3 separate regions of the Homo sapiens genome follow, and all the other regions are linked to region 3. A link is an interaction called in ENCODE POLR2A ChIA-PET data of the cell type or tissue named here. Cell type or tissue: GM12878. All regions are shown on one strand. Each heading gives the region's core, and the rest is flanking DNA. Links, peaks and the distances in the headings are about the cores only. Region 1 overlaps REV3L (REV3 like, DNA directed polymerase zeta catalytic subunit). Region 2 overlaps TRAF3IP2 (TRAF3 interacting protein 2). Region 3 overlaps REV3L (REV3 like, DNA directed polymerase zeta catalytic subunit).

What was found. ChIA-PET counts read pairs that join two places held together with the same protein. Peaks named below come from ENCODE experiments on the same cell type or tissue, not always from the same donor. Only the 100,000 strongest peaks of a DNase experiment are listed, where the experiment ranks them.
Region 1: POLR2A ChIA-PET joins it to region 3 with 9 read pairs; 2 of 35 experiments call an interaction of 5 or more read pairs at or near these places.
Region 2: POLR2A ChIA-PET joins it to region 3 with 6 read pairs; 2 of 35 experiments call an interaction of 5 or more read pairs at or near these places.

The regions. Positions count from the first base shown.
Region 1 is chr6:111,463,103-111,474,150 of GRCh38, reverse strand. All of the region lies in intron 1 of REV3L (REV3 like, DNA directed polymerase zeta catalytic subunit), which reads left to right. Among named protein-coding and RNA genes, the nearest start is that of REV3L, 15 kb to the left of the region's middle. In GM12878, for the core only: no CTCF peak of the experiment used is centred there; no DNase peak of the experiment used is centred there.
Region 2 is chr6:111,572,785-111,583,832 of GRCh38, reverse strand. It overlaps TRAF3IP2 (TRAF3 interacting protein 2), which reads left to right. Exons shown (of 9, transcript NM_147686.4): 3 at 3,444-3,636; 4 at 8,012-8,190; 5 at 10,850-10,938. It also overlaps TRAF3IP2-AS1. Among named protein-coding and RNA genes, the nearest start is that of TRAF3IP2, 28 kb to the left of the region's middle. In GM12878, for the core only: no CTCF peak of the experiment used is centred there; no DNase peak of the experiment used is centred there.
Region 3 is chr6:111,322,002-111,333,049 of GRCh38, reverse strand. REV3L (REV3 like, DNA directed polymerase zeta catalytic subunit) reads left to right here. Exons shown (of 32, transcript NM_001372078.1): 24 at 1,266-1,374; 25 at 3,312-3,518; 26 at 10,372-10,481. Among named protein-coding and RNA genes, the nearest start is that of SLC60A2, 68 kb to the right of the region's middle. In GM12878, for the core only: no CTCF peak of the experiment used is centred there; a DNase peak (open chromatin) is centred at 2,979; H3K27ac peaks cover 314 bases.

The sequences.
Region 1 (11,048 bases), core at 3,051-8,050, 140 kb before region 3:
ATATTAAAATTTTCAGCATTACATGTGTCAAAAAATATCTACCATAACACTTTACATTTTTTCTTCTGTAATTAGAAAATATGATAATTTTTTTTCACCAGGCACTGTGTAGATGCCTCCAAATGCCCTCCTGTTGTCCAGTGTGCTAAATTTTTTTTTGCTGACAAGTTTTGTTTGCAATGTTAAAAGGGTTGAGAAGCATCATTCTAGTCAAATGTACTCATTTTGTATGAAGAAAACTGAAATCTACATAGCAGGCTCAGGGATTTGTCCAGTGTCCTACAGTTGGTTGGTGTGAGGCTGGATTTGAAAATTGGGGATCTTGGATCTTGACTCTTCAGCTCTCATCACCTCACACTGACCCCCTCTCCCCCCGAAACATGAGGGAATATTGGAGGAAGGCATTGATGATAATTGAAAGACAAAAATACAGAACCTCAGAGGAATTATTAAAAGAACTGCACATATGTAGTTCAGAAATCTTTGAGACCCTACTGTATCTAATAGTGCTTAGAATCTTCTTATATAATAATATTATTAATATTCTATAATCTAGAATAGATTATAGTAGGATTCGTTTTATGATGACTTGGGCTGTATCTTTAAGAAAACAAAAGATTATAGCAAAAGGAGTTTAGGGCAAACATAAATAAAAATTGATACTAAAATCGTATGTATGCTATTTCCAAAAAAGGGAGGAGGGAATATATGAGACCTTTCAAGTTCCTCTGGTACTATAATTACATTTTCTCTCATCTTGCTTTTGATTGGATTAGAATTCACGCAATTAAAGATAATCTAGGGCCAGGCACCTATAATCCCAGCACTTTGGGAAGCAGAGGCAGGAAGATTGCCTGAGCCCAGGATTTTGAGACCAGTCTGGGCAACATGGCAAGACCCCGTCTCTTTAAAAAAAAAAAAAAATCTAAGTGAAAAATGATTCAAGTCTAAATAGGTTGGGTTAAAGTAGGTTTTAGAGGATGTTGTCATTGGTGCTGGATATTTCAAAGAAATAGTTTGAACTTACTTATAAAGTAAGAAATGGGCCATGGTATGAGGTATGTCACTCTGGTATCTGGCTGCCATTTTAACATCATAGTGATAATAAGAGGAAATAATGGGAGTTAAGGAACAGTAAACTTTGGGTGAAATTGTGTTAACTTGTAATTTCCATGTAGATACAGATAAGGCAGGAATGAGTGTCTTAGGCAATTAGAAATAACTCAGTCTACTGTCCAAACATGATGTGGATTTTGAGACCAAAACAAATTATAAGTAAAAGTAAGACCCTCTTAATGACAGCCTATTTAACCTTTTTGGTGTTTTTGTTTGGTGTGTGTGTGTGTTTTCTGTCGTTCCTTCTAAGTTTTCCAGATGATCTTGTGTTTCTTCCAGCTCTCTGTGGGTTTTTAAATATTTCATTTTATAAATGAAAAATACTTTGTTGTTTAATTAGCATTGGTAAACTGGACTGTTTTCTGTAGCAGAAATTGAATACAAGCCTAGCAAAGTAAATTCTGAGAAAAATGAGTAGTAATTGTCAATGGAAAATTTCGTGGTTTTTTTTTTTCTTTTTTGGCCAATTCTATTTTTTTAGATGATAGTTTTGGGAAATACTAAGAATTTGAGCTCAATTTACTTTGGGGCAGTTATTTAATTTTCTTTGGGTTCAGAGAGCATTACTACTATATAAACAATTCAAATAATAAAAGAGTGTTACCTCAAAAATGCCTTGTGTAATATATAACAGTTCACAAGAATACTATTTTTCTTCCATTTATTACGATTACAAAGAAGTATAACAAGAATTAAAAGAAATATATTATTTTGCATATATATTTATACTTCAAAGTAATTTATATACTAAATTAGGTTTTGTTTGAGATGGTGAAATGAAAGACTTTGTAAATAAGAATACATGTTGATATGTGAAAAATGTAAAGTTAAAACATGTTGGCATACTCGCAGTTTCTCAGAACAAGAAAATGACTAATCTAAATTTCATTTCAGAATAAAACCCAAGACAAGCCACATAAAAGCAACCTAAAAATTAAACTGTCATCATATTATTTGTTTTAAAACTATGGAATAATATATCTGAGGAAGATTTCTCTCAAAATTGTTTTTCTCAATTTCAAGTAAGTAATTTATTTTGGTTAATATATTGGGGGTGAGGGGGGTGGGGGTGAGCCTTGGCATTGAAGTTGGTAAATCCTACTCACCCTTAACTAACAACTTAAATATCAACCTCTTTAAAGCCTTCTGTGACTCCTTTGCCCATTCCCAAAGATTATCTCCTTGGTTTTCCAAGTCTTCATCCCCTTCCACATTGCTGTTAAAAAAGGATCTGTTACAATGGATATTGTGTTTGTCTCTAAGAATAGTCATGTGGCACTACCTTCATGGGCCCCACCTCATACTTCTCAACCCCACTGCCTTCTGTTGCTGAGAGACCCCGAGCAAGTTATTATACTTATGTTAGCCTTAATTTCCTCCTCTGTAAAGTGAGTTTTAATAATTTCTACAGCATAGCATTATTATGATTGAATAAGATAACCAGCTAATGTCTGGCATACATAGTAACATAAATGTTACTTTCTTTACCTGTCTTATCTCCAGAATCTGCTACATTACCTCATATACTGAGTACTCTTTAAAATGTTTGAATTGAAATGAAACATGGAATTTTTGTAGCAGGTATTCCTCACATTAGGAGAAACTAAAACATCTGCACATTGTGGTATGAGATTTTTTACATTTCGTTAGTGACATATCTACAGTCTAGGTAATTGCCTGTTTAAAACACTTTTTAAAAATTTGGCTATGTTTTATAAGTGGTCCATCAGGACCTGAAAAGAACCTTATTTTCCAAAGCCATCACTAGTGCCTTAAAAAAAAAAAGGTGATAGAACATGTTGAAAGTATGTATGCTAGATGTCACAGTAAAGGTGACATGTCAGTAGGATTTATTGCTCTCTTGTGAATTTGTAACACACACAAAAATGGAAGCCTTTGTATTTTAAACGTACTTAGGATTGTGGAATGTGGACTAAATGATTTATTATTGCCCAGAGCTTCACCTCTCATCACCATATATTTTCTACATACATTCCTAGGTTTTGTTTAATAACATTGTCTTTTACTTATTTATTTTTATTTATTTATTTTTTTGAGACAGAGTCTCACTCTGTTGCCCAGGCTGGAGTGTAGTGGCACAATCTTGGCTCCGTGCAACCTCCACCTCCCGAGTTCAAATGATTCTCCTGCCTCAGCCTCCCAAGTAGCTGGAATTACAGCCACGTGCCACCACACCCGGCTACTTTTTGTATTTTTAGTAGAGATGGAATTTCACCATGTTGGCCAGGCTGGTTTCGAACTCCTGACCTCAGGTGATCTGCTCACCTTGGCCTCCCAAAGTGCCGGGATTACAGGCGTGAGCCATCACCACACCCCGGCATGTCTTTTAATTTTTTAATGAGGTCATTAGAAAGATATCCAAATTAATTATGATGTCTCACACCTTAGTTGATAATGCTTAGTGTTTTGAAAATAGAAGCCATGTTATTATAGTTAAAAGACCTTAATTTTACGTCATTTTACTAAACGAGGTGGTAAACCGTTTATTAAGGACTGTGTGCCCTGTTATAAGCGATGTAATCTTCACAACAGTTCTATAAAATAGGACTGTTATCCCCATTTTACAGTTGAGGAAATGAGGCATAGAGAGGTTAATTAACTTTGCCTAAAGTGATGCAGCATAATGTTTACCTCATACCATGTGAGGATTAAATGAGAAAACATGTATTAGGCCATTACCCACTTAAACAGAAGAAACAGTGAAGCAGAATTTGAGATGAGTGTCTTCTAACACTTCCAGAATTTGATAATAGCCATTATTGAGATGTGACAGTGACCGTGAATATATTCTTATTCACATTTGTGTGTGTGTGTGTGTGTGTGTGTGTGTGTGTGTGTGAGAGATAGTAAACCCTGGTACTCTTAACCCATTTTTTTTTTCTGAAGCAATATTAATGTCTCCTCTCAAATTCATGCTCCTATTTGGACTGAATTAATGTATTTGTGTTTACAAGGTGATAGTAAGATTTTAATATCAATCTGATATAAAATTTTTATAAGTTCAGTGTAATTAAATAGTATGTGGATATATTCTCATTGTGAAATTTGAAAAGCAGAACAGGTAAGGGAAAAATCTTCTTTGACCACCTATTCCCCTCTCTACTTGGATCAGCTTTTGTTGTATGATAAATCTCCCCAAAACATAGTGCTGTGAAACAATAGGCATTTGTTAGCCTAATTCTGGGCTGGGCTCAATTAAGCAATTCTGCTGCAGCTTATGTCTGGCCTTGCGGATGTGGCTGCAGTCAGCTGATGGGTCAGCTGGGAGCTGGTTGGTCTAGGATAGCTATGTCTGGATAATCCGTACTGGTTGTTTGCTTGGGTGATGGGGGCCATGTGTCTCCCGCAGGCTAGGCGTGGCTCTTTCACCTGGAGGCAGTAGTAGGGTTTACAGAAGTAACTAGTGACAGCAAGCCTCGTATATTTTCTGTTGTCCATAGGCCAAAGCAGATCAACATGGCCAATTCCAGAGTTGGTATGGGAGGGGTTTCCTAACTGAGTGGGGCTAATTAGGGGGCCATTACTACAACAATCTATTATCCAACTGTTGCTGGCTAACTCATTTTTCAGGAAACATGCACTAACTAGCGTGGCATTGCTCCTTTCTTGAAGTAGTGTTTATGTAAGCAATTTATTCAACAGTTCAGATAAATTTAGTTAATTCATTGTTCTTGTTTTTATTCCATTTTTGTCATCCTTCAGCATTATTCTTAGTTTCATTCAACTCAACAAATATTTATTGAGCACCCATTAAGTGCACAATAAGGTATCAAGAGGTGAGCAGCAGATAGAGCAAGACTACTGTGTTAATCATCCAGGTTTGTTTTGTTTTGTTTTGTTTTTTGTTGTTGTTTGAAACAGTCTCGCTCTGTTGCCCAGGCTGGAGTGCAATGGTGTGATCTTGGCTCACTGCCACCTTCACCTCCTGGGTTCAGGCTATTCTCCCACCTCAGCCTCCTGAGTAGCTGGGATTACAGGCATGCACCACCCCACCCAGCTAATTTTTTGTATTTTTAGTAGAGACAGGGTTTCACCATTTTGGCCAGGCTGGTTTCAAACTCCTGACCTCAAATGATTCACCCGCCTCAGCCCTCCCAAAGTGCTGAGATTACAGGCATGAGCCACTACGCCCGACCAGTCATCCAAGTTTTTAAAAGTGGCCTACCTGTCTGCTTCATTATGTAAACAGAATTCTATAAAAGTAGAAAACTTTTAACAATTTTTTGAGAATGACCAACAGCCCACACCAGGCTAAATATTATCTTACATGCTACATTTTTAAACATCTTACAAGGATTTCTTCAAATGAGAAAAACTAATACAGAGGTTGTTTTGATCTGTACTCCCACCAGCAATAGGAGACTTTTTCCATGTCTTCATCAAGATTATGTTCTCAAATGTTTTGATCATTGCCAATCTAATAGACATAAAATGGATCTCAGTGTAGTTTTAATTTGCATTCCTTTTATTATGAGTGAGATTGAGTGTTTTTTCATATGCTTGAGAGGCCCTTATGGTATTTCCTTCTCAGCGTACTGTTTATCTTTTACCCATTTTCCTGTTGAGACTCTTGGTCTTTTCCTTACTGATTCCAAAGAGCCTTCATATATTAGTAAAGTTCATCTCCATCTGTAAATTGAGTTCCAAATGTTTTCCTCCGTTAGTTCTTATGGTAGATTACTTTTTATTTAAGTAGTATCTTTTTTTCATTTCATAAATAATCTTTATATCTGAATTAGGCTTTTAAATCACATTTAGATGAAGTTAGGTTTAAGTATTAGGCATGGGAATGGAAGGAAAAGATCCTGGCATTATCAAATCTTTTGTAGAGAACTTTTTAAAACTCTGGATAGTTAAAATGAAAAACTTCAAAAGGATCCTGTCTTTGATTTATTTTTTCCTCTTCTAGGTTTGGTTTTATTATGACATCAGTCGTTTTGACCGGGCAGTCCAAGGAGTAGGATCATAACCTCTGGAGGGCTGTTTTTAGATGATGAGATTGTATAGTATAGATGGAAAATACTCTGTGTAACTTAGAAGAAATTGTTAATAATGTTGCTTTGAGTCTCGTTAATTTCATTGTGTGTGTGTTTGTGTGTGTGATGTGTATAAAACATGCATAGATCATGGTAGTGCTTCTAGCAATGCTCTACTCTTACGTACAGTCTTCCCTCTGTATCCATCCCTTAGTATCTGTGAGGGATTCGTTGCAGGAATCCCTGAGGATATAAAAATCCACAGATGCTCAAATCACTTATATAAAATGGTGTAGTATTTGCATAAAATAACCTAAGCATATTCTCCTATATAGTACTTCAAATTATCACTTACACCTAATACATTGTAAATGCTATGTAATAGTTGTGATACTGTATTATTTAAGGTAGTAATAACAAGGAAAAAAGTTTGTACGCATTCAGTACAGATGCAACTCTTTCCCTGAATATTTTTGATCTGTGGTTGGTTGAATCCACAGATGTGGAACCCACAGATATGGAGGGCCAGCTATATAATTTTCAATCTGTTCAGCCAACCTTAACCTAATCAACCACATGGGTATGTTAGGATGGCTAGATTAGGCTAGCCATTAGCAGTGGACCACACAGAAGAAAAACACACAGAATGTAGACTCTTTTGAGAATGCAGTAATGCTACCTACTGCCCAAATAATATCCTAGATTTTTTCTGAGATTGTGGGAAGCCAGGAAGAAGGTGGCAGAGACATCTGTGACCTCCTATGCCACATCTGACATGAAGTACTTTGACCTTTTCCCTTGACTTTTGTATAAAAAGGTATTAGAAAACTGCGAGGCTGGACATTTTATATGTTTTGAGTAATTTAATATAATTTTAAACATTTTAAAGTTGTCGAACCCTTTCTTCTTATATAATTTTACCCAGCAGCATCAAAAACAAATAGGAATCCTTAAGTGATTAGTGGGGCATGGCAGAAAGCCAGTTTTTTACCATGCTTTACATAGTTTTTAGTTTTTCAAAGTTATTGATGTATTCTTTAGCGTCTGCTTTATTACTAACATCTTTATACATGTTTCACTGAAAATTGAAAGGAAGTTTTTCATTTAATACCAAATTATTGACTTACTGTTATTTTCTTGGTTAATCCTTTTTAAACAATTTAAAATTTCTTTTTTCTAATTTTATTTTATTTTTTGAGACAGAGTCTCACTGTGTCGCCCAGGCTAGAGTGCTGTGGTGCGATCTCGGCTCACTGCAACCTCCATCTCCTGGGTTCAAGTGATTCTCGTGCTTCAGTCTCCCAAGTAGCTGGGATTACAAGCATGTGCCACCACACCATACCTGTCTAATTTTTGTATGTTTCATAGAGATGGGGTTTCGCCATGTTGGCCAGGCTGGTCTTGAACTCCTGACTTCAGGTGATCTGCCCATCTCAGCCCCTCAAAGTGCTGAGATTACAGGCATGAGCCACCTCGCCTGGCCCAATTTTAACATTTCCGAGTTTGTAATGTGTCTCACAGTATGTACATTTAATACAGTAATTTTCCCTCCTGAAAAGCTGGTATTAAACTGATAGGACATTTATAATCAGTGACTTCTTAGAGAAAACGTGACATTTTAAAATTCCTCTATGTGCTTTTTTTAAAAAAAATCTAATGTGTCATGGAATGGGTTTGCTTCCCAAATAAACATTTGTCCTTCATTTTTGCCTTGCATCTGTAATTGTTTTAAATTTGTATATTTTGATGTGTTGTTTGGCACATCCCAGCTTCATGACCGATAAGTCTTTTATCACAGTGCTTTTCAAATTATTTGTGGTGAAGAATCAGGTTTTTTTCCCAATACTTCTTTAAAATACATTAAAAATGAATTACTAGAAAAATGAAATGAAATGAGAATAACTTGACAAAATAGTAATATAACCTCCATTTTTAAAAATTATTTTATTTAACAGGTATAGAATTTCCCTCTCAGACTGCTGTAAGAGTTTCTAAATGCTAAGTTTCGAGCTTTGTTCTTGTCTTGTTGCATAGCTGTAGCAAACAGCTAGTTCATAGATGGCATTTGAGTAGCACTGTAGAGATCTTTTTAGCAATATAAAAAGACTAATTCATTTCTTAAAATCTTTTTGTCCTGTGTCAAAATTATTATTCCTATTTCCTTTCAGTTTGACTATTTCTGCGATATATTGTATAAATCGTTTTTCATCACTATTTTTAATCTTTTTATGTCAGTTCAGTTTTAAACCCATCTGAAGATTTTAAACAAAGTTTTTTTTTTTTTTTTTTTTTGGTTTTTGTTTTTGAGTCGGAATCTCGCTTTGTTGCCCAGGCTAGAGTGCTCGGGCGCGATCTCAGCTCACTGCAACCTCCGCCTCCCTGGTTCAAGCGATTCTCCTGCCTTAGCCTCCCGAGTAACTGAGATTACAGGCGCGTACCACCATGCCCAGCTAACTTTGAATTTTTAGAAGAGATGGGGTTTCACCATGTTGGTCTGGCTTGTCTCAAACTCCTGACCTCAAGTGATCCGCCTGCCTCAGCCTCCCAAAGTGCTGGGATTATAGGTGTGAGCCACTGCGCTCAGCCAACAAAATTTGCTATAATTGAGGTTTGATTTTGTTTTTCACTCTTGTAATTTTATATTTTTACAATAACTTGGCTGGGTGCTGTGGCTCATGCCTGTAATCACAGCACTTTGGGAGGCTGAGGCAGGTGGATCACCTGAGGTCAGAAGTTTGAGACCAGCCTAGCCAACATGGCAAAACCCCGTCTCTACTAAAAGTACAAAAATTAGCTGGGCGTGATGGTGCATGCCTGTAATCCTGGCTACTCAGGGGGCTGAGCCAGGAGAATCACTTGAACCCGGGAGGCAGAGGTTGCAGTGAGCTGAGATCGCACCATTGCACTCCAGCACAACAAGAGAGAAACTCCATCTCAAAAAAAAAAAAAAAACAAATAAAAATAACTTTATTTTACCCTTTCCTTTAGTGTGTGACTTTTGCAGCATAGACCGTTTTATGTGTTTTCCTTTTTTTTGAGATGGAGTCTTGCTCTGTCACCCAGGCTGGAGTGCAGTGGTGCGATCGTGGCTCACTGCAGCCTCCGTCTCCCAGGTTCAAGCAATTCTTCTGCCTCAGCCTCCCAAGTAGCTGGGACTATAGGCGCACGCTGCCATGTCCAGCTAGTTTTTTGTATTTTAGTAGAGATGGGGTTTCACCATGTTGCCCAGGCTGGTCTTGAACTCCTGAGCTCAGGAAGTCCACCTGTCTAGGCCTCCCAAAGTGCAAGGATTACAGGCGTGAGCAACCATGCCCGGCCCTGTTTTCCTTTTTGGAAAACATAGATAACAGAACTCATTTTTAAAAGTGTATGTACCAAAATGTAGTTTTTTAAATTGTTGTTTCTATTCATTTCTTTTTTCTTATCTCTTAAGAGTTCCATTTATATCTTAGACTGCATATAAGTCTGTCTTTTTATTTCTTCCTATATGTATGTTGTTGAGAACACACAGCATATACTTTTTACATTTTTTCTGTTTCTAAATATAAATTATCACAGATTCTTTTCTTTGGCATTTTTAAGAAGATGTTTTATCTATGCTGCTGAATGTTTGTTTAGGTCCCATTCCATACATACCTATCTATGAACAAGGGCTATTTTTCCAAGCCTAGTGTTTGCCAGTAGGTAGGGTATGGCAAGTTCACTTTAATCATATTTATTTTCTGCTTATAAAAAGATAGATTTGCCTTCCCTAGCATAAAGAACTAATGATCGTATACAACCCACTTAGATGAAAACATTCACTTAGTGTACCTCTACTGGATTGAGGTTTAAGGTTTTTTCCACTTTTCTCCTTGCACAGTTCGCTGGTATATGGGAACTAACATATTTATGGATAACCTGAAACAGTTTTTTTTTTTAAATTTTTGTTATTTATTTATTTATTTTACCAGAACATTGCATGCAAGCCTCCAGGTTGTAAAGGCCCTTAGGACTTTTAGTGATTTAATCAGTGATGGGAGCTAATTCATTTATTTAGATTTTGGATGCTTTTTAACATGCCAGGATGAAGACAGCTATGCTGCGTCAATTATGTTGATATTGGTTGTTTTTAGAGTAGATGAACAGAGGTATTACATGTCTTAGAAAATTTTTAGTAGGGGACTGGTTTCTGTTGGAGCAGACCGTGTCCCCAAGGTAGAGAAAAGAGTTACACAGTAAGTCCTTGCTTAATGTCCATGACAGGTTCTTGGAAATTGTGACTTTAAGTGAAATCACATATAATGAAACCGTTTTTTTCTCATTGTTATAATAAAATGAAGTTGAACAAAATGTCATTTGGAGATCTGCTACAAAGTTTTTCTTAAAGTTTAGGTTTCCAAGAACCTATCAACAAAGTTAAGTGAAAATTTACTGTATGTCTTAAATATTTTAGTGAAAAATTTAGAGAAGGATTATTCTGTATTTCATCAATTCTAAGAAGTATATTTTCCCTCCTTGTGCATCTCAGTAATTAGGATATGTCTTACAATCAGTAGTGCACCATATTTACTTAACAGCACTTTTCTTAGTACAAAAATTAATTATGTCATAATCACTAGCATCTTGGATTCAGTGAAATATATTAATAGTTGTTTAGCTTAGTGCCATTCTAAATTGAATCTCTTTATTTGTTGTAACATTAACCTTTCTTCTCTTCGGACAGTTTTGGCCTTGGCTTAACTTCCTAGCTTTGTTCACTTGGAAGCTTGATAAGGTAGAATATCAGTTGTATAACCGAGCACCATTGCTTATGGTAATAATGACTCATGATTACTGAATTGCATAAGGACCAGAGGAGGACTGTGAATGAATTGTAAATACTGGTACTTATACCGTTAACAGCTTTGGACTTCCCTGAGTGTGATAACTCTTGCAACTAAGCAAATCTGTTGC
Region 2 (11,048 bases), core at 1,982-6,981, 250 kb before region 3:
GGGCAGTGGTCCCCAACTTTTTTGGCACTAGGGACCAGTTTCATGGAAGACAATTTTTCCATGGACTGGGGATGGGGATGGTTTGGGGATGATTCAAGTGCATTACATTTATTGTGCACTTTATTTCTATTATTGTTACATTGTAATATATAATGAAATAATTATACAACTCATTATAATGTAGAATCAGTGGGAGCCCTGAGCTTGTTTTCCTGCAGCTAGATCTGGGGGTGATGGAAGACAGTGACAGATCATCAGGCCTTGGATTCTCATAAGGAGCGTGCAGCCTAGATCCCTCATGTGCGCAGTTCACAATAGGGTTTGCACTCCTGTGAGAATCTGCTGCTGATCTGACAGGAGGCAGAGCTCAGGCGGTAATGCAAGTGATGGGGAGTGGTTGTAAATACAGACAGAGCTTCACTTACTCACCCACTGTTTACCTCCTACTGTGTGGCCTGGTTCCTAACAGGCAATGGACTGATACCAGCCTGTGGCCTGGGAGTTGGGAGCCCCTGGTCTAGGAGACCTGTGCCCTAGAAAGTATTAATAGATTGTGCAGTCCTAAATGGCTTCTCTTTTTCTGTAAGTTGGCTTTGTAACTATTGAGCCTTCATTCATTCATCTATTGAGCATCCCCTGGGTGCCAGTACTATCCTTGGAGACATGGTGGTAAGAGGACACAGTCCATGCTTTCACAGAGCTTATATTCTAGTAGGGAAGGCAGGCAAGAAGTTGACAGGTAAAAGTCATGCTTACTTATGCAAACCCATGATAGGAACTACGAAGAAAGCAAAATAGGGAATGGGATAAAGTAACTGGGTGAAGAGGCAGGACTCTTTGGACAGGTGATATTTGGGCTGAGCTCTGAATGGCAAGAAGTCAGTCTGTGAAAATCTAGGGCAAAAACATTCTGGACAAAGAGGGTGGCAAACTCAGGATCCCAAAGGAGAGGACAAGTTTGGGATATTCAAAATGAAGCCAGAGCTTAGTGGGCCAGTGAGAGTGTAGTGGGAGGCAAGATCTACAGGGGCGGGAACCTGATCTAGCAGGGTGGATTGTAAGTGCAGTCCACCAAGACGGTTCTAGCTACAGCTGGGTTTGTAAAGGGTCTGCTCATGCAAGGCTCATTGAAAAGCAGGGCTGGCCCCTACCTGGGGACCTGATAGCAGTGGCATTTTTTGCTATTTTTTAAACTGAGGGAAAGGAGCAGTAGTGACTTGCTCTGTTGCCCTGAAACTGCAACTGGTGATCTGGACCCCCTGGAATATATCCGCCCTGCCCTGAGAAGGCTGCCAAGGTGAAGCCTGTGCAGTAGACCTTGTCCTAGACCATAGGAGTCTCTGTGGGCCTGTCTTCCATTCTGAGAACAGTCCCTTCAAGTCCCAGTCTCCTTTGTCATCCAGGTGCAGGGATAGATCTAGGCAGATCTGTTTCTCCTCCTCCCCCTCTTTAAACCCCTACTACTTGTCATGACCAGGCCTAAGCAATATCAGGGCAAGGGTCATGGGGTCCTGCCAGGAGACAGTCTGGGATGGAGGGGCATGGTCACTTTTGCCAGAAGAAGCATGACTGGAAGGACCCAGGTGGTGACATGGGTCAAAGGAGACAATAATAGATTGAGTCCAGGGAATCTGACCACACTTGAGAGACTAGCTTGGGCACATCGCCAGGTCACCCAAACAGTTTCCTGAGTCTAGGCACTGGGAACCTGGAGGAGGCCACACTAGTGAACGTGCACATTATTTATCTCTTGTTCTGTACTTGAGGCCATCATTCCCCTGAATGTTCCTTTGAAAACGTAGATGGCTCCTGACTGCTTTGCCAAGCTAAGAATACAGTTCTTTTTTTTGTTTTTGAGACGGAGTCTTGCCCTGTTGCCCAGGCTGGAGTTCAATGGCACAATCTCAGCTCACTGCAGCCTCTGCCTCCCAAGTTCAAGGGTTTCTCCTGCCTCAGCTTCCTGAGTAGCTGGGGTTACAGGTGCGCGCCATCACACCCAGCTAATTTTTGTATTTGTAGTAGAGATGGGGTTTTACCATGTTGGCCAGGCTGGTCTCGAACTCCTGAACTCAGGTGATCTGTCTGCCTCGGCCACCCAAAGTGCTGGGATTACAGGTGTGAGCCACCACGCCTGGCCTTAAGAATCAATTTTTATCCACATTCTCAGCTTCTCATTTTGGTTTCAACCTATCAGTCACTTTTTTGTTTACTTGCCAGTTTTATTTTGCTGTACATCCATATATGTATCCTATCTACATGGCAGGCAAACTTGATTATTACATTTATAATCAGCAAAATAATTTTAAGATCAATGAGGGTTGATCTTAAAAGAATCAAAATAATTTTAAGATCAATGAGGATTTTTAAAAAACAAAACAAAACACCTTCCTTCTTGTCCTAACTAGTTACGCCTCCTCCTGGATCGTCTTACTGCTTATGTGGGTAGGAGGGGCAGTGCTTGGATCACTAGGAGGTGCTCATTGCTCATCTTGCAGGGCTACCATGTGGCTCACTTCAGTCCTCTTGCATCTCTCGTATTTCCCAACACCTTACCCCCTTTGGGCCTGGGCCATTCCCTCAGAGCCCTTCCCTCTCACCCTTACTTGGTTCCCTGCATCTCTCCTCTGGGCTTTTAGTTCTATTCTTTTGCGTGATTAAGCATTAGGTCTCTCCTATGCTTAACTCTGGCAGCAGCAGGCTGCCCTTCCCTGGGGACCCTCCTGCTCCTGGTCCTGGCTGGGACCCACTTTCTCCCAGGTTGCACATTCACATAAGTCACTGCCAGCTCTGGCTTTGCTCTGAGCCCAGCCCTCTTCAAGCAGCCCTGGCTCCAAGTGCACGTAGGCTGTAGCAGGAGAGGACCAAGGGAGTTGGAGGGTATTGCCAGTTGGTTGGCTAGTTCCCAGGAGGATGAGCCAAGTTTTCATTCATTTACCTCTTCTTAAGAGGAGAGTGGGGTGTGTGTGTGCGCGCACGTGTGTGTGCACATGCACGTGTATGTCCACTTGGGGGAGGAAAATACAGAGCAGTGATTCTATATCTATCATACAGATAATTTTTCCTAGCCTTGGGTTCGGGACATGAAGGAAATTGTGGTAGGAATGGTGGTGTGAAAGAGGTTCTTCATGGTTGGATTTTCCTAAGTATCTTACGAAAAGAGGAGCCTGTGTAGAGTTTTTTGAAAAGTTTTTTGAGCTCTCCAGCTGGAATACCAAACTGGTGATTTCGCAGATGTTTTTATTTAGGACAAAAAAAAGTGAATTTCGTGAAAACACTCAAGTAATTAACAGTAGAGAAATACGGCAAACATCACAGAGGTGGTAACAGATATCTGGACCCCTCAGCTGGGATCAAGACACAAATGAGCATGGAGCTTATGACTCCTTTCACACGAAGGAGCTAGAGTTGATGTTCCCTGTTGTCTTTGTTGTCTTCACCTACAGATGGCCATGACTACCCTCGAGCAGCCTACCAGCAAGTGATCCAGCCGGCTCTGCCTGGGCAGCCCCTGCCTGGAGCCAGTGTGAGAGGCCTGCACCCTGTGCAGAAGGTTATCCTGAATTATCCCAGCCCCTGGGACCACGAAGAGAGGCCCGCACAGAGAGACTGCTCCTTTCCGGGGCTTCCAAGGCACCAGTAAGTATGACAGGCCCAACCTTCAGGCATTTTTAACATGGAAAGGAATTATGCCAATGCAATGAAGATGTAACAGAATTCTCTATAGGTTTGCTAACCCACGTTAGTGAGCAAGTCACATAGTGGAATGCCCAATATAGACTTTTCAGGTCAGGAGGAAACGGAAGCTGGTTGACAAGGATCTCTTTATCAGACATAGAAAGCCACTAGTGACTAGTCGAAATTCTCTTGAAGGAAAGGCTCTTCAGATGTTCTCCAAGTCACACCCCTTTCTTTTATTTTCAGATCATCTGAATTTTTAGTCCACAAAATAGATTTTTGATTTTACTACGACTGACTTCCACTGTTAGCCAACTCTTTATATGTCTAGTGTCTGTTCCTGTTTAAGCCTATTTCTTACTTTAAAATGTTAAATTCAATTAATTTTCCATCAAAATTTAAAATTACCTGTTCTTTTCTTTTTTTGAGACAGGGTTTTGCTCTGTCACCCAGGCTGGAGTGCAGTGGTGCAAACTTGACTCACTGCAACCTCTACCTTACAGGTTCAAGCGATCCTCCCACCTCAGCCTCCTAAGTAGCTGGGACTAGAAGCATGCGCCACCATGCCCAGCTAACTTTTGTATATTTTGTAGTGAAGGGATCTCCCTATGTTGCCCAGCTGGTCTTGAACTCCTGGGCTCAAGTGATCCACCCACCTTGGCCTTCCAAAGTGCTGGTATTACAGGCATGAGCCACTGTGCCTGGCCTATTATTTTCTTTTGTAATAAAAACATTCATACATGTTGAGTACCATTATTAGGTCTCTCCTATGCTTAACTCCGTATTTTCATGACTTCAGTTGTCTAACTCTTCAATCTTTTTTTTTTTTTTTTTTTTTTTTGAGATGGAGCCTTGCTCTGTCGTCCAGGCTGGAGTGCAGTGGTATGATCTTGGCTCACTGCAACCTCCGCCTCCTGGGTTCAAGCTATTCTCCTGCCTTAGCCTCCTGGGTAGCTGCGCGCCATCACGTCTAGCTAATTTTTGTATTTTTAGTAGACACGGGGTTTCACCATATAGGCCAGGCTAGTCTCGAACTCATGACCTTGTGATCTGCCCGCCTCGGCCTCCCAAAGTGCTGGGATTGCAGGCATGAGCCACTGTGCCCTGCCTCTTTAATCATTTTTTTTCCCTTATTCTCTTTGGACTTTCCTTTTCTCTTAATTTATGGATCTAAAATATATAGGTAAAACTCATGTAAATGGAGCTTCCTCATTTATGACAATATTTGGAAGAAAGTAGATTAAATGTTTACTTTTGCTCAAAAGCAACTTTTATATACCACTGTAAAACTAGATTCTGTTTTTACAGCATAGAGTAAAATATGAAGTTCCTATTAGAGTGGATTTTTCAGAAATACAGAAAGCGGTAATTAGTTTGAACATTTCATGGAAAGAAAAAAAGCCCACTTTATTAACAATGGTGAAGAGGCACATGCCTGCTTTCTCTTTTGCTCAGAAGCCCACAAACCCTCATATTTTCTTTCAAGACAGATCTCTTTTTTTCTCTCTTTCTTTTGGGACAGGATCTGACTCTGTCACTTAGGGTGGAGTGCAGTGGCGAGATCTCGACTCACTGAAACCTTCGCCTCCTGCACTCAAGCCATCTTCCAACCTCAGCCTCCCAAGAGTAGCTGGAACTACAGACGCCCGCTACCACACCCAGCTAATTTTTTTATTTTTTGCAGAGAAGGGGTCTCACTTTGTTGCCCAGGCTGGTTTCAAACTCCTGGCCTCAAGTGATCCACCCACATCAGCCTCCCAAAGTGCTGGGATTACGGGTGTTAGCCACCGTGCTGGGCCAGATCCCTTATTTTTCTAAACCATAAATACATGGAGTTTAAACAATGGAATTAGGTAAAATGTGATTTTATAGCAGGATAGGCACTCTAACAGAAGAAATATCTAAAATTCCAGGGAAATAAACAAAATGTAAGCATCTTTATGAAATAAGTTTTGTGTTGAATAGGAAAGAGAATAGTAATTTTTAAAATAAACTTTTATTTTCAAACAATTTTAGACTTACAAAAGAGTTGCAAAGATAATACAGAGTAATTGGTTTTATAGCATCAATTTAAGCCTGTTCTGATCTTCTTGATCTATTTTATCACTTTAGGATAATGAAAAATAAGTTCAGGTAGAGGAGCTAGGCTGGGCTTGGTGGCTCACACCTGTAATCCCAGCACTTTGGGAGGCAGAGGTGGGTGGATTGTTTGAGCCCAGGAATTTGAGACCAGCCTGGGCAACATAGCGAAAACCCATCTCTACAAAAAAATACAAAAATTAGCCGGGTGTGGTGGCACATACCTGTGGTTCCAGCTACTAAGGAGGCTGAGGCAGGAGAACTGCCTGAGCACAAGAGGTCATGGCTGCAGTGAGCCGTGATTGTGCCACTGCACTCCAGCCTGGGTGACAGAGTGAGACTCTGTCTCAAAAACTAAAAAACAAACAAAACACACACACACATACACACAAACCCATCCAACTGAGGTTGGGCATAGTGGCTCATGCCTGTAATCCCAGCACTTTGGGAGGCCAAGGCAGGAAGTTTGTGACCAGCTTGGGCAACATGGCGAAATCCCATCTCTACCAAAATAATACAAAAATTAGCCAGGTGTGGTGGCTCATGCCTGTGGTCCCAGCTACTCAGGAGGCTAAGGTGGGAAAATCACCTGAGCCCAGGAGGTCAAGGCTGCAGTGAGCTGTGATTGAGCCTGGGTGACAGAGCAAGACCCTGCCTCAAAAAAAAGAAAAAAGAAGCCAGCTAATTCTCCTCTTACTCATAGTTTGAAAGAGAACTTTAATTCAGAAAGTTTACTCTGTCATTAATTTCCATGGTATTGTTTTTATACAGAAGCTTTTGAATATTATCAAGGCCTTAACATTTCTTTATCATATAAGCAATCATCTTCTATAACAACTAAGCAACTTTTGAAACAATTTTTTTGGTATAAGAGAATTTAATGCAAAAGAACTGGAATGAGTTTTTCTTGGAGAAATAAAAAAAAAAAAGAAAAAGAAAAAAATATGGAATGGGATCCCCCATTAGCTGAAAGCATATTTTATAGAAATTATTTTCTCTATATTAATAAAAATATAAAAAATAATCTTAATCATTCATATTTTCAAAATATAGTACAGTTGAGATTCTGTGTAATTTTATTTTAAATCCTGTTACATAAGACTTTTAGAATTCCTGATTACTCCTTGGGTAAAAATATGAAAAGCGTAAGCAACAATCTACAAAAACTGGGCATATACATAGAGATTTTGTAGTCAAAACATTTTTTTAAAATTTATAATATGACACAATTTCAAACACACCACAAATAACAACATCCATGTTCCCACTACCCAGATTTTAAGAATGTTAACATATTGTCACATTTGCTTCAGAATTTTTTTTTAAGAAATAAAACATTATAGAGACAGTTTTAGTCCCACCACCGGTTAGCACAATACCACAGAACAGGGCCACCAAAGAGGCTGTCTCCTCTGGCGGTCAGGAAGGTTGAGAATCAGAAAGCCAACACCGCTGTGACCACTGCAATGGTTGGATCGGTTCTGTGCCAGATAGATCTCCACTGGTGAACAATAGATGCCCATGCCCTGCCCTCGACGCTTGTGAAGCTGGTAATAGGACACTGGGAGGCCTTCTGGGGAAAACTCAGCACCTCATCACTGTGCTTACCGACAGAAACCACAGAAGCGGCAGACGCATGCTCTCCATTTCCTTCTCTCCTCCAAATCTCACACGAGGTCATCTGATTGTTCATCTCAGCAGAATGCTCGTGGGAATACTGGCAACGAAAATAATAAAGATGCTATCTAATATGGTAGCAACTTCTTTAAAGGGTCTTCAAAATCAGATTTCCATTTATATGTCAACAGTACAAATACTTCTAAATCTACATGGCCCTCTTTACCTTTTGATACATAATTAAATGTTACCTATTATGAGCTAAAAGTCATGTCTTTTTATCTGAATGCCTATAACATCAACCATCTGTGTCACCTGTCATACTACTTTGTTTTGTTGGTGACCTTGTCTGCCCTGTGCATGAGACTTGTTTTTCCAATTAAACAAATCTTGAATAGAGAAATCAAATCCTGCTTCCCTCTTTGGAGTCAGAGCACAGGCCCTCACATGTGGCAGCCAGCTGAAACGCTTATTGACTACAACTCCATGGAGCTCCCCTCTTCCTTCTGTCTCAGTTAAGAAATAGAGGCAGAGGAGAGAGAGCCCACTGGGATCTTCCCATAGTTCTAAAAGTCTTTCTGTCCCTGAAGGTTTGCCTTTGTAAAGAATGAAAATTGACTGTAAATGTATTCCTTTCTAGGGACCAGCCACATCACCAGCCACCTAATAGAGCTGGTGCTCCTGGGGAGTCCTTGGAGTGCCCTGCAGAGCTGAGACCACAGGTTCCCCAGCCTCCGTCCCCAGCTGCTGTGCCTAGACCCCCTAGCAACCCTCCAGCCAGAGGAACTCTAAAAACAAGCAATTTGCCAGAAGAATTGCGTAAGTTGTTTGCAACATTGTTCTCTCCTTCCTCTTTTTTTTTTTTTTTTTTTTTGAGACGGAGTCTCGCTCTGTTGCCCAGGCTGGAGTGCAGTGGTGCGATCTCAGCTCACTGCAAGCTCCGCCTCCCAGGTTCACCCCATTCTCCTGCCTCAGCCTCCCGAGTAGCTGGGACTACAGGTGCCCACTACCACACCCAGCTAATTTTTTGTATTTTTAGTAGAGACGGGGTTTCCCCATGTTGGCCAGGATGGTCTCGATCTCTTCACCTCGTGATCCACCTGCCTCGGCCTCCCACAGTGCTGGGATTACAGATGTGAGCCACCGCACCCGGCCACTCCTTCTTCTTGTGAGGTCTTATACTTTGTGATGGCTGGATGATCACTCGTCCCTAATCTCGAAGATTTTCCTTTTTTTTAAGACAGGGTCTCACTCCTGTTGCCTAGGCGGGAGTGCGGTGGTGTGATCATGGCTAACTGCAGCCTCAACCTCCTGGGGTCAGGTGATTCTCCCACCTCAGCCTCCCAAATAGCTGGGGTTACAGGTGCATACCACCACAACCAGCTAATTTGCTTATACTTTTACTAGAGACGGGGTTTTGCCATGTTGCCCAGGCTGGTCTCAAACTGCTGGATTCGAGTGATCCACCCGCCTTGGCCTCCCAAAGTGCTAGGATTACAGGCGTGAGCCACTGTACCTGGCCTCATAACCTCAGCTATTTCTCATGTACACAGTAAAATAAAATGCACTTTTTTGCTTTTTGCTTAAAAAGTAACCAGCATTTTGTATGAATGTTTTTAGTGATTCTGACACCACTAGTAACACTCAAAAACTGCTTACCTCTAGATTTCCTTAAGCACATACTCCAAAAACAAATAACCCCAGTGCCTTTTCCCTCTTCTAAATGATGCTCTTGAGTGGACTTGTCCCTGGGTAAATTGATTGGATGTCCATGTGGTATTGGGCAGGGACCCAGCATCTCACCATAAGTTAGCAGCAGCCATCAAGAATGAGGTCATTTCCTGTAGGAATGAGCAATCTTGTTTGGAAAAAACGGTCTCACATTCTCCATACTGCATCACAACCAAATGCAAACTAAGCCTTTTATTTAAAGAAACATTCAACTAAGCGTAAGGTGATGATTCTTTTTCCACATTTTGCTGCCAGAACCAGAAATGTTGAAATATCACCAAAATGTTCTCATATTAAGGTCAGTCAGGACAGTAATTTCCAGAAATCTTAAGAAAACAGCCACTACTTGTGAAATTATTATATGATGTGCTTGCTAGAGAAGCTCAGGTAATTCTAATATGCATTTTCCAAATCTGGGAACCTCTTTGAACCAAACCTGAAACAAAGCCTTTTGCATCTGCTAATTCCTTTTGGGGGATCTGTGCTGTTTAGTCATTGACAACTCTGAAAGCTCTCTATGACAATGATTCATTGCTGTTTTCATTCAAAACATTTTATTTCTGAACACTTTCTTAAGATCTTAATCATTTTAATTTTGAGCATTTCTGGAGAACAGATGCTGCCCCACATACATTATAGTCCTGATATCAATCTATAGATCATATATATCTTACCATAATCTATAAAGGAAGTCCTCAAATACGTAACAATTGGGTGAATGTTAGGTGTTCAGAAGAAAATTGAGTGCCATCTATATATCTGGCTGCTTAAGTGAGTTAATATGACCATTATACACACTTCCATTTGGGAGGTGTGTTTCAAAAAACCTCAGTGTAGATACAGACTCGTATTTTCTCTCCAGCCCCCCTTTCTTCTCCATCTTCTGCCCCAAGGGCTTCCTGAGATTTAAGTGGTCCATTCCAGACTAAAAGCCAACACAAAGTAATTATTCAGCTTTCACATTAAAATGCTAGTCAGACAATTTCCCCAAGACTTTAGCCTGAGAAAACACTGGTTCATCCTGACTGGGTAAAGCTTATCCAAACTGTACTGTCTGCTGCTCTAAGCTGACCCAGGGATGAGTGATGGAGTCTGTGATGTTGGACTGCCCAGAGGCAGTGTCTCTTCTTCAAGCTGCTGAAGTGTTTTTTTACTAACATATCTGAGCTGTGCTTTGGTCTACTCCAAACTTGCTGGCCTTTCTGCAAAAGTGAGTGGATTGCGGGGAAGAAGGGAGCGGGGAACCAGTTTCTCACTCTCCTCCCACTTGCTATTGTCAGAAGAGCGAGATTTCAGGGCAGCAGAGAGCATCAGGAGATCAAAAGAAGACACTGCTGGGTGGTCCCTTAGCAAGTTTTAGCTTCTTTGCCTGCTGGGAGAGTATTCCTTGGGCACAGTGCCAAGTGTCTCTAAGAAACTAGTCATGCCTGATCTTAAGGGCTCGCGGATTCTGGGTGGTGGATTTCCTTAGGCTTGTCTGAGCCTGCCAGTGCTCTCCTCTGTCGCTCTGATTTCCATTCACGCTGAGCAGTCTGCACTCCCTTGGACAGACCCACTGGCATTTTGGGCCTGAGGAGCTGTGCCCTGAGGACAGCATACAACGTAGGCATAAGCTCTTAGAGCACCCCAAGCCCAAGGTTTCCTCTTATTATTCTAGAAGGACAAAAGATATTGCATATAATTTAGAAGTTTGTTTACAATAGAATAATTTGATCAGTTTCTAATAAATGTAAAAATTTTCTCTTAGGGAAAGTCTTTATCACTTATTCGATGGACACAGCTATGGAGGTGGTGAAATTCGTGAACTTTTTGTTGGTAAATGGCTTCCAAACTGCAGTAAGTATTTTGTCCAAATAGATAACTGAACAGTTATAGTGAGTACAATGGAGAGAAAAGCAGCAGAAGAAAAAGTGTAATAGCTGTTGGTGTTTTAAATGATATTATTT
Region 3 (11,048 bases), core at 1,017-6,016:
TGTCTCTTTGCTCTGGACACCTTCCCTATGAGCAAGATAAATGGACTGTATCCCAGCTAATCCATTCATTATAGTTGTCTTACCAATTGACATGGATCACCATATGATTAATCCAGCTTCATGGATGGATGACTCATGAAGAGGATTGGGAATAGGTCAGCCTTGCAACTGTTTCACTCCATATGTAACTATAGTCTCTTTTAAAATGAAAGTTAAATTGTTGATGTAAATTACCTTTCAGTGGAACAGTTTGAGGATTATGATCTTATAACTTCAACTAGACCTCCTCTTTATTTTTCTTATAAATAGTCCAGGATTTTAAAAATTAAATGTTAGGTTTTATTAATTAATGTAAATTAAATTTTATAAACTGATAATAACATTTTAAATTCTCAAAGGATTAGATACTTTTCTTAAATTGTAGGAAATAACGGAGTCTTCCTTTTTATTGATTTTTGCGTATTTGAGATCATGTGTTGGTTTTAGTATATCCTATATTCCTTCATAGAAAGCATCTGTGGAAATTATATTGGTAATCCTGTCTTTTTATTAAAAACAGGAATTTGGAAAATTTACAAGATTTACAGTATTTCTATTTAAGGTTTAAATTATTCTTTAAATATATTCACAAGGATGTTAAAATAAATTTTTATTTAAGTAATTTAGTATAAGATGATTGGGCTGGACGTGGTGGCTCACACCTGTAATCCCAGCACTTTGGGAGGCCAAGGCGGGCAGATCATGAGGTTAGGAGATCGAGACCATCCTGGCTAACATGAGGAAACCCTGTCTCTACTAAAAATGCAAAAAATTAGCCGGGTATGGTGGCAGGCACCTGTAGTCCCAGCTACTCGGGAGGCTGAGGCAGGAGAATGGCATGAACCCGGGAGGCGGAGCTTGCAGTGAGCCGAGATCGCGCCACTGCACTCCAGCCTGGGTGACAGAGCGAGACTCCATCTCAAAAAATAATAATAATAAAATAAATAAGATGATCAGATGTTGAGTTGAAATTTGGTATTTCAGTATAGATTTTACCCATAAATTTTAGGATAGTGCCATTTAAGAAATGTTTCTTGTAATAAATTATGAATATTTGAAAAACTATTTTGGTAATGAGGCAAATAAACATATTACTAAGTACATGAATTCTTGTTTAGATGTTTGAAAATGAATTTCTAATGGAGTTAGAAAGATTTTTTAAATTGCGTAAAATCTCTGTTCTATGATTTGAGGAAGTATTTGCTTAATGTTCTCTTTCTTAACAGGTATGATGAGTTCAAATTTGGCTGTACCTCTCTGAGAGTACCTCCAGATTTACTTTACCAAGTTAGGCATGATATCACAGTGTCCCCCAATGGAGTAGCTTTTGTCAAGGTAATACTCTCTTGTAAATGAAAGATAACAACTATGGCTTAACTTTTGGAGAGCTGATAATGGTTTAGATATTGTTGGCACATAATAGAAAACAAAAACACCGAGTTTGCTTGAATATTTTATCTCAAAAAGTCAAAGATATGAGAATCTTCTAAGAAATCACTTCAGGAACAAACCAGTCACCTTGTTTTTCTTGAATTTAGGTTTTAAATCTTTAAATTGTTAAATTTTAGTTAACGAAATATTGAAAGAAATAAACGTATGCTTATACTTTCTGCCCTTTATTAGAATCAGGCAGACTTAAATGGCAACTTAATGGTCAAAATATATTACCTACAAAGATTTAAATTGTTTTAATGTGTAGATGCTACTAGTTGTTCTTCTACATTATTTTAAATTAAGACTATCTTAGAATTAATGATACTCTAATAGGCTTATTGTTTATATTTTTCAGAAGATATCCAAACTAAAAATAGGGTCCCTTTTTTCTCTCCTGTATCTCCCCTCAAAAGAGACAGAGGAAAACTTTACAAATTAAAGACAAATAAGAGACATCTTAAAAGAAGATTATATTGCCTCTTAAATGCCAACTTTATTCCTTTCTTTTCTATTTTCTTAGCAGTGAGTCTGTACTAGAATCATGAGACAGTAGAGTGGTTGATGGTAGAGTGGACCCCACCAGCCCTCAAATTCATTCTGGTGTACTATATCAAAAGTGGCATCATTCTCTACCAGTAAGAGGGAATACTAAACTAAAATTAGCCATGTAGATGAAGAAAATTTTAACCAAAGAGTTCATGGTATGTTTCTTTTTGGAAAATTTTAAAATGTAGTATTTCTAAGGACTGATGTAGATGAGATCTACTTGGAGAAATGGAAACAGATTTTTTTTTATTAAATGGGTCTCTATATAAAAATCAGTTTTCCAGTCACATTTCTGCGAATTTGGTCCCTGTTCTTTTTATCTTATGTCTTAAAACATTATGGCTGCTTCAAAATGTACACCAAATGAATTAGAGGTTAGAATATGTTCCATTGTCGCATATCTAGCAGCTTATTATCTCCCTTTAACAGCTTTTTTTTAAACTTGCATCTACTTTTGGACCCAGTGTGTAAAGCTTAATGAAAATAAGATTTTTTAAATATTCAGGTGTGTGAATATCCTATACCTGAGATTTTAATTGTTAGGTCTGACATGCATTACCTTGCACGTGTCTGTGAATCATCATCAAAGTTAATACTGTTTTGTGGTTTTCATTCCTACTGGAGTTCTCATAAATTCTCCCTAGTCTTGATGAATACAAATGATTTTTTTTTTGGCATCAACAAATTTTATCACCTCACTATTCATCCCCTCTTCCAGATTGCTAATAAATGTAGGCCGGAGGGGATGGCTTAGTGGTCTAAGCATCAGATTTGAAATACCTAGAGTCCCTGGAACTGCAGGTTTGAATGTCAGCAGAGTCAACCCAGCTCATCATTCTTCCAAGGTAGATAAATGGAGTTCCATGCAGATTTCTGTGTGGGGTCATTAGGATGAGATCTTTAAAAACTGAGTTGGTTATGAGTGATACAAGTCCCATGTGTCATTTTGAAAGAATGGGGGTTTCTGTCAAAGTTTCGAACAAAATTTCCCTCTGAAGTTGTTGTATGGTCACTTATGCACTAGTTGACATCCTCCTCCCTGGAGGTCTCTGAACTCACATAGAAGTGCTCTGTTAGATTTATAAACATTGCAGGAACCATTTAGGAGAAATCCTCTTCCAAGAAATAAAATGTGATGATTTTATATTGACGGCCACTAATACTATGGTCACTCTGTTGTTAGCATGTTTCAATTCCTGACAGTTGGCCATTATTATGTTTTATGCTTCCTTCTTAATTATGTAAATCTATAATGTTTGAGGGGTTTTAAACATTTTTTTTCTTTATGATAGCCTTCAGTAAGAAAAGGTGTACTACCAAGAATGCTTGAAGAAATTTTGAAGACTAGATTTATGGTGAAGCAGTCAATGAAGGCTTACAAGCAAGACAGAGCCCTGTCACGAATGCTTGATGCGCGTCAGTTGGGACTTAAGCTGATAGCAAATGTCACATTTGGCTATACATCTGCTAATTTTTCTGGGAGAATGCCATGCATTGAGGTAAGTGATACAAATCTGTAGTTTTTTCAAAAGAGACTAAAATACAGTGAGGCACGGTGGCACTCACCTGTATTCCCAGTTACTTTGGAAGCTAAGATGTGGTGCGGGGGTCTTCAGCCCAGAGTTGAATCCTGCCTGGACAACATAGTGAGACCTCATCTCTTTTTTAAAAGAAAAAAAAAAAAAAAAGGCCAGGCATGGTGGCTCACGCCTGTAATCCCAACACTTTGGGAGGCCAAGGCAGGCGGATCACATGAGGTCAGGAGTCGCGACCAGCGTGGTCAACAGGGTGAAACCCCATCTCTACTAAAAACACAAAAATAAGCTAGGTGTGGTGGTGGGCACCTGTAATCCCAGTTACTCAAGAGGCCGAGGCAGGATAATTGCTTGAACCCAGGAGGCAGAGGTTGCAGTGAGCCAAGATCGCGCCATTGCACTCCAGCCTGGGCGACAGAATGAGACTTGGTCTCAAAAAAGTGGCTCACACCTGTAACCCCAACACTTTGGGAGGCCAAGGCATGTGGATTACTTGAGCTCAGGAGTTTGAGACCAGCCTGGGCAACATGGTGAAATCCCATCTCTAACCAAAAATGCAAAAACTAGCCGGGCATAGTGTTATGTGCCTGTGGTCCCAGTTACTTGGGAAGCTGAGATGGGAGGATCACTAGAGCCCAGGAAGTCAAGGTTGCAGTGAGCCATGATTGCACCACTGCATTCCACCCTGGGTAACAGAACGAGACCCTGTCTCAAAAAAAAGAGACTAAAGCAGCATTAAATGAATGCCTGTTCATTCAAGCATTTCATTTTGTTTTAAAACTTTAAACCATTTCATTTCTATGACATAACATCAGTTTTTCTCATGCCAAGCCTAAATATATATATATTCTTGGGGATCTGTGACTTTTCTCTATAAGATACCTCTGTGTCTTTATTCCAATGATAATTTTAGAAATTAGCATACACCTATTTCTGCATGATCTTCATAACTATACTGTAACTTTCTATTAGCATAAAATTTCAGTGCCACCTTTGTAGCAGTTTTTACAACAGCCTTGGTACTGCATAATTCATTTTATGTATTGACAAGAGATCTGATTATAGTTATGTTGGCTTGTCCAAATGTCACAATTAGCCAGGTGTGGTGTCTCACACTTGTGATCCCAACTCAGGAGGCTGAGGTGGGAGGATTGCTTGAGCCCAAGAGTTCAAGACTAGCCTAAGCAACATAGTGAGCCCTTGCCTCTATTAATACACAAAATTAAAAACTAAAAAAATTTTTTAAGTCAGAATAAACAACAGTCATTCCATATTTACTAGTATACCAGTAGATATAAAGCACAACCTTTTTTGCAATGATAGTGACAGTTGAAAGACATTTTTCATAGAATGACTTAATTTCATATTTACTAAGTTAAGGTGTTTATTTGATACAAATACAATATAGTGTGACAGGGTAATATAAATAATATACTAGTGAGTGAGAAAAGAACAGAGTAACTTGTTATATTGTGATCTTTTCATGCCAAATGAAGGTCAGAGAACATTGTGGTATATCATATTTGCATTAGTTCAGTAAGAGAAAAGCAGGGAAAGCATAAAGTCTTCACACAGCTCACAGTAGGCAAAATGAACTCCAAAAACATGAGCAAGGCAGTAGTGGCATATTCACATTGAAAGCAGCAAAATACCATCTATAGTGGAAACTTAATATTGTTAACTTGAATATTTTGGTACAGTAATATGATTTTGTGCTGGATAAATTTTTTTATAGTTGCACTGTAAAGGCTGTAAGCAATAAAAGTTTGTATCTAGGTTTATATTTGTATACTTTTAGGTAAGATAAAAAATACTTTGTCAGTCCTGGGGGTTCATATTAATACATTTGAAAACCACTGATCTATATGATCTAGCAGGAAAAAAAAAATGGAAATGATATTACTAATGTAAAACCAAAAGCTATCCTTTTTTTTTTTTTTTTGAAACAGCGTCTTGCTTTATCACCCAGGCTAGAGTGCAGTGGCTTAACCACGGCTCACTGCAGCCTCGACCTCCCAGGCTCAAGCAATCCTCCCACCTCTGCCTCCAAGTAGCTGGGACTACAGGTGCTTACCTCTATGCCCAGTTAAGTTTTCTATTTTTTGTAGAGATGGGGTTTCGCCCTGCTGCCCAGGCTGGTCTTGAATTCCTGGGCTCAAGTGATTCTCCTGCCTTGGCAGGGATTACAGGTGTGAGCGACCATGCTTGTCCCAAATCCTTTCTTAGGGGCCATTTCCACATTTCCCTAATTTCTTCCCTGCCTCTCGGTTTTAAAAGTGTTTATTAATGTATTTTAGTAATAATGCAGAAATTATACTATTTTTAAAATATGTAAATACTGTAACTTTAGAATAACCAGAATTTGGTAGGATTTTTGAACTAGCAGTGGAAGTTTAGGAATAGGGTTTCACCAGGGAGTACGTTGCTGCTTTGCACGGTGAACTCAGACTGCCAAGCAGTACCTGCTTCCTTGACCCTGGTCTTCTCAGCTATCCTCAGATTAATGACTGCAAGCATGCATTTGACCCCTCATCATATGCTAACTTCGCAACAGTACAATGTTAACTTCTAGGTGAAATCATGAGTGGAAAAAGCAGCTAACATCACAGAAAGAGCCTCTCATGAATAAGTGAAAAGTTAGCACCAATAGAGTAAAAATGGAAGATATCAGCCACTTTTTTTTTTTTTAAAGGGCAGATGGCTTCATTCTTTTTTATGGCTGTATGATATTCCATTGTACACATAATATGGCATTTCCTTTATCCATTCACTCGTTGATGGACACTTAGGTTGTTTCCATATCTTGGCTATTGTGAATAGTGCTACAATAAATATGGGAGTGCAGATATCAATTCAATGTACCGATTTCCATTTTTTTTTTTGGGGGGGGTATATACCCAGCAGTGGGATATCTGGATCATATGGCAGTTCTATTTTTAGATTTTTGCAGCATCCTATATTGTTCTACATAGTGGCTCTACTAATTTACATTCCCACTACAGTGGGTTCCCCTTTCTCCACATCCTTGCCAGCATTCATTATTGCCTGTTTTTTGGATAAAAGCCATTTTAGCTGGGGTGAGAAGATATCTCATTATAATTTTGATTTGCATTTCTCTAATTAGTAATGTTAGTCATTTGTATGTCATCTTTTGAGAAATGTCTATTCAGACCTTTTGTGCATTTTTAATCGAATTATTTGTTTTTTTCCTACTGAGTTGTTTGAGTTCCTTACATATTCTGGTTATTAATCCCATGTTAGATGGGTAGTTTGCAAATAATTTCTCCCATTCTATGGGTTGTCTCTTCACTTTGTTGATTATTTCCTTTACTGTGCAGAAGCTTTTTAGCTTTATGTGATCCCATTTGTCCAGTAATCAGCCCTAAAAAAGAATAAAATCCCGTCATTTGCAAAACATGGATGGAACTGAAGGACATTATGCTAAGTGAAATAAGCCAGACAGAGAAAGACAAATATCACACATTCTCACTCTTATGGAAACTAAAAAAAATAAAGGAACTCATGGAGATAGAGAGTAGAATGATGGTTGCCAGAGGCAATGAGGTGGGGAGGGAGGGAGATAAAGTAGAAATGATTAATGAGTACAAAAATACAATTAGAATGAATAAAATATAGTATTTAGTAGCACAGTAACTATAGTGAACAGCAACTTATTGTATATTTTTAAATAACTAAAAGAATGGAATTGAAATGTCTAACACAAATAAATGATAAATGCTTGAGGTGATGGATATCCCAGTTACCCTGATTTGATCATTACACATTGTCTGCCTGTGTACATCATATGTACCGCATATACGTATATATACAACAGTTATGTATCCAGAATAATTAAAAGCTTTTAAAAGCGGGAGGCAAATGGATTACTGACTGTGGTCTCCTGCTTTCCTTCAGAGAACACACAATCAAAAAAGTACTAGATCTGGACTATCATAGAGAAAGATGAGACTTTGTAAGCATATAAGGAGAATATGGAGAATAAATAAATGTAGCTAATAGTTGTAGGTTAATGTCTCTGTCTCAGTACCATCATAGAGAAAGACAAGACTTGGTAAGCAAAAATTCCTATGAAGAGAATATGGAGAATAAAGTAGCTAATAGTGGAGGTTAATGTCTCTGTCTCAGTTGGACTTACTTCATAAATTAAAATTTTTATATGTTGACAGTTTTCTACTAAATTATTGGTCATTCATATTTATGATAAAGGTATATTTGTGCCTTTTAAAAAATTGTCTGAACTTTATTTCTTCCTTTTTATGTCTTTTCAGGGAATTAATTTTTACTTAAAACATTTGTTTTTATTAAGACTTTTGAGGCCAGGTGCAGTGGCTCACGCCTGTAATCCCAGCACTTTGGGAGGCCAAGGCGGGTGGATCACGAGGTCAGGAGACCAAGACCATCCTGGCTAATGCGGTGAAACCCCGTCTTTACTAAAAATACAAAAAATTAGCCGGGCGTAGTGGCGGGTGCCTGTAGTCCCAGCTACTTGGGAGGCTGAGGCAGGAGAATGGCGTGAACCCGGGAGGTAGAGGTTGCAGTGAGCCGAGATTGCGCCACTGTACTCCAGCCTGGGCGACAGAGTGAGACTCCATCTCAAAAAAAAAAAAAGACTTTTGAGCATCCCCAATCATGGCCTAAATTGTGAAACCATTTCTTTTCCTCTTTTAAATCCTCTCTTAGCCCTTTAATGAAGTAATGCTTTTCAGGTTAGGAACCTTGGCACAAAGTAGCAGAATCTGTTAATTTAATTACTTCTCCTTCCCTCTTCCGCCTCCCCCTCACTCTAGTGCTGCTGAATTCTTCTTATTATGTGGTCTTCAGGGGTAACTGCAGAGTTCTGACTCTTTGGGGTATAACTTAAATGCGCCAGAGTAAGAGCATTAGGCAGACATTTAAGACCACTATGTATATGTTCGAGTATATACTTGTAAGTATACATCTCAGAAGTATATTTGACTTTGACACTAAAATGGCTTGCTTATGCAGCTCTTTTTCCTCACATATTTAAAAGTTGACCTTGTTTGAAAGTGGCAGTAGGTAACAGAACATTTTATTCAATTTGAGTTTCCATTAGATAACATGATTTTTGTAATGTATTAAGTTACAGTTTACATTCTCAAGATTTTCTGATGTACTAGAGGTCTCAGCAGAATTCATAATCTTAATTTAAAACCTAAGGCCAGGCATGGTGGCTTACACCTGTAATTACAACACTTTGGGAGGCTGAGGCGGGTGGATCATTTGAGGCCAGGAGTTCCAGACCAGCCTGGCCATCATGGCAAAACCCTGTCTACTAAAAATACGAAAAATAGCTGGGCATGGTGGCACACTCCTGTAATCCCAGCTATTCGGGAGACTGAAGCACGAGAATTGCTTGAACCCAGGAGGCAGAGGTTGCAGTGAGCCAAGCTCACACCACTGCACTCCAGCCTGGGTGACAGAACGAGACTCTGTCTCAAAATAAGTAAATAAATCAGAATAAATAAATAAATAAATCCCAACTCGTTTCTACTACTAGTTTTATTATTTATTCCTTTGTTCATGTACTTAATATGTCCTTTGTAATGCAATTTTAAATAGCCTTTTAAATACTATTCAATCCTATATTTAGTAATTCAAATTTTACAGTAAAGGGAGAAGGATGATTATTGCTATTGTTTGCTTCTTAACAAAAAAAAATGTGCAGTTTGCGTTTTAAAATTGCAAAAGGAATGCTCCATTTATGTTTTATGTTGAATGGCAATTTTTCCCACTCTTAGCTTTAATGAGTTTAATAAATAAAACAGCATTGTTATATAGTCTCCTTAATTTACTTAACTGTAAAATCTCATTAGCATGCTTCTCATATTTGTCAAGGCCCAGCATCTTTTTGTTTTGTAAACTCATGCTGTGGTCACTGTTAAAATTCACTAATCACCAATGAGTAAAACCTTCCTAGATATATATCTACCTATTTAATTTAAATTGAACAGTTTTAATATATTTCCCATCATATAATTAGATACATTTTTCTTTGTATAACTAGTGACAAGATTGAAGTTCAGCATTAACTTTAATGATATTGAAAGACATTATCATCAACACTTCAACAGAAAAATTTTGAGAGATACACGTACATATACTCATGCACCCACAAAGAGTGCTTTTCTGCCTGATGAGTTGTAAGGGCACATAAGAAAGTTGAATAGGTCGGGCACGGTGGCTCACGCCTATAATCCCAGTACTTTGGGAGGCCGAGGTGGGTGGATCACGAAATCAGGAGTTCAAGACTAGCCTGGCCAATATGGTGAAACCCCATCTCTACTAAAAAATACAAAAATTCTCTGGGTGTGGTGGCGTGCGCCTATAGTCCCAGCTACTCAGGAGGCTGAGGCAGGAGAATCGCTTGAACCCAGGAGGCAGAGGTTGCAGTGAGCCAAGATTGTGCCACTGCACTCTAGCCTGGGTGACAGAGTGAGACTCCTCAAAAAAAAAAAAAAAGTTCTTGAATAAAGAAGGATTATTCTTCCAAGAATCCAACGTAGCTGAGTACCTTGTAACAAGTGCAGTCCACTTACTGTTATACTCAAAGACAAGTTTGTATATTGATTGGTTCTTTCAAATTCTTCACCTCAGTTTCTTCTTGAGTACTTGTAGAAAGAATGATGATACTGATGGCTATTTTGATTTCTTTTTTACGTTCTTTTCTCGTTTCATTTCTGGAAATATTTAGTAATTAAATGTATTATATGTTAAAGTCTGTTAACTTATACTGAGCTATGTTAAGAAATTATTTCCAATGTGTTTGTACCAACAGGTTGGCGATAGTATTGTTCACAAAGCCAGAGAGACCTTGGAACGAGCTATTAAACTGGTGAATGATACCAAGAAATGGGGGGCTAGGGTTGTATATGGCGATACTGACAGGTAATGGGTTTTTGGTTTTGTAGTTGTCTTTTGCATCTCTCTAGATCTTCATTTCAGTGTTTAAAATGGCTTAAGGGAATCTTTTCTAAAAACAGAGTTCTGTCTGAGTCCTTTCCAGTCCTTACGATCTCATGATCAGAGTTAACACAGATCCTGATTTACCAGATAGGATCGTAAGAGACAGTTTGTGTCCTGAGCCACAAACTGAAGATACCTATGGCTTCCCTCCAGGTAGCTCTAAGCCAAGTAGATAGTGATCTGTAAACTAACTGTGTACACAGGAGTCTAGTTTATTTAAAGAAACTACTTTTAATGTGAATAATTCCTCTAATATAGCTGTAACTCTCTGAATTTAAGTGTATATCTTAAAATAAACTGTTTTTGAAGGACAATTGCCAGAACTGTGAATGGTTAACTTACCACTCGGCCCCAGAATATGTTGACCTTCTAAGAGAAGTGCATATAGGCAAATACAGTTTTCCATTTGATTCCAGAGGGTCCACAGACTTCCTCAAGCCTATTATTTATGGATTGGCAAATAATGTGCCTGCATTTGAAGGCACGTTA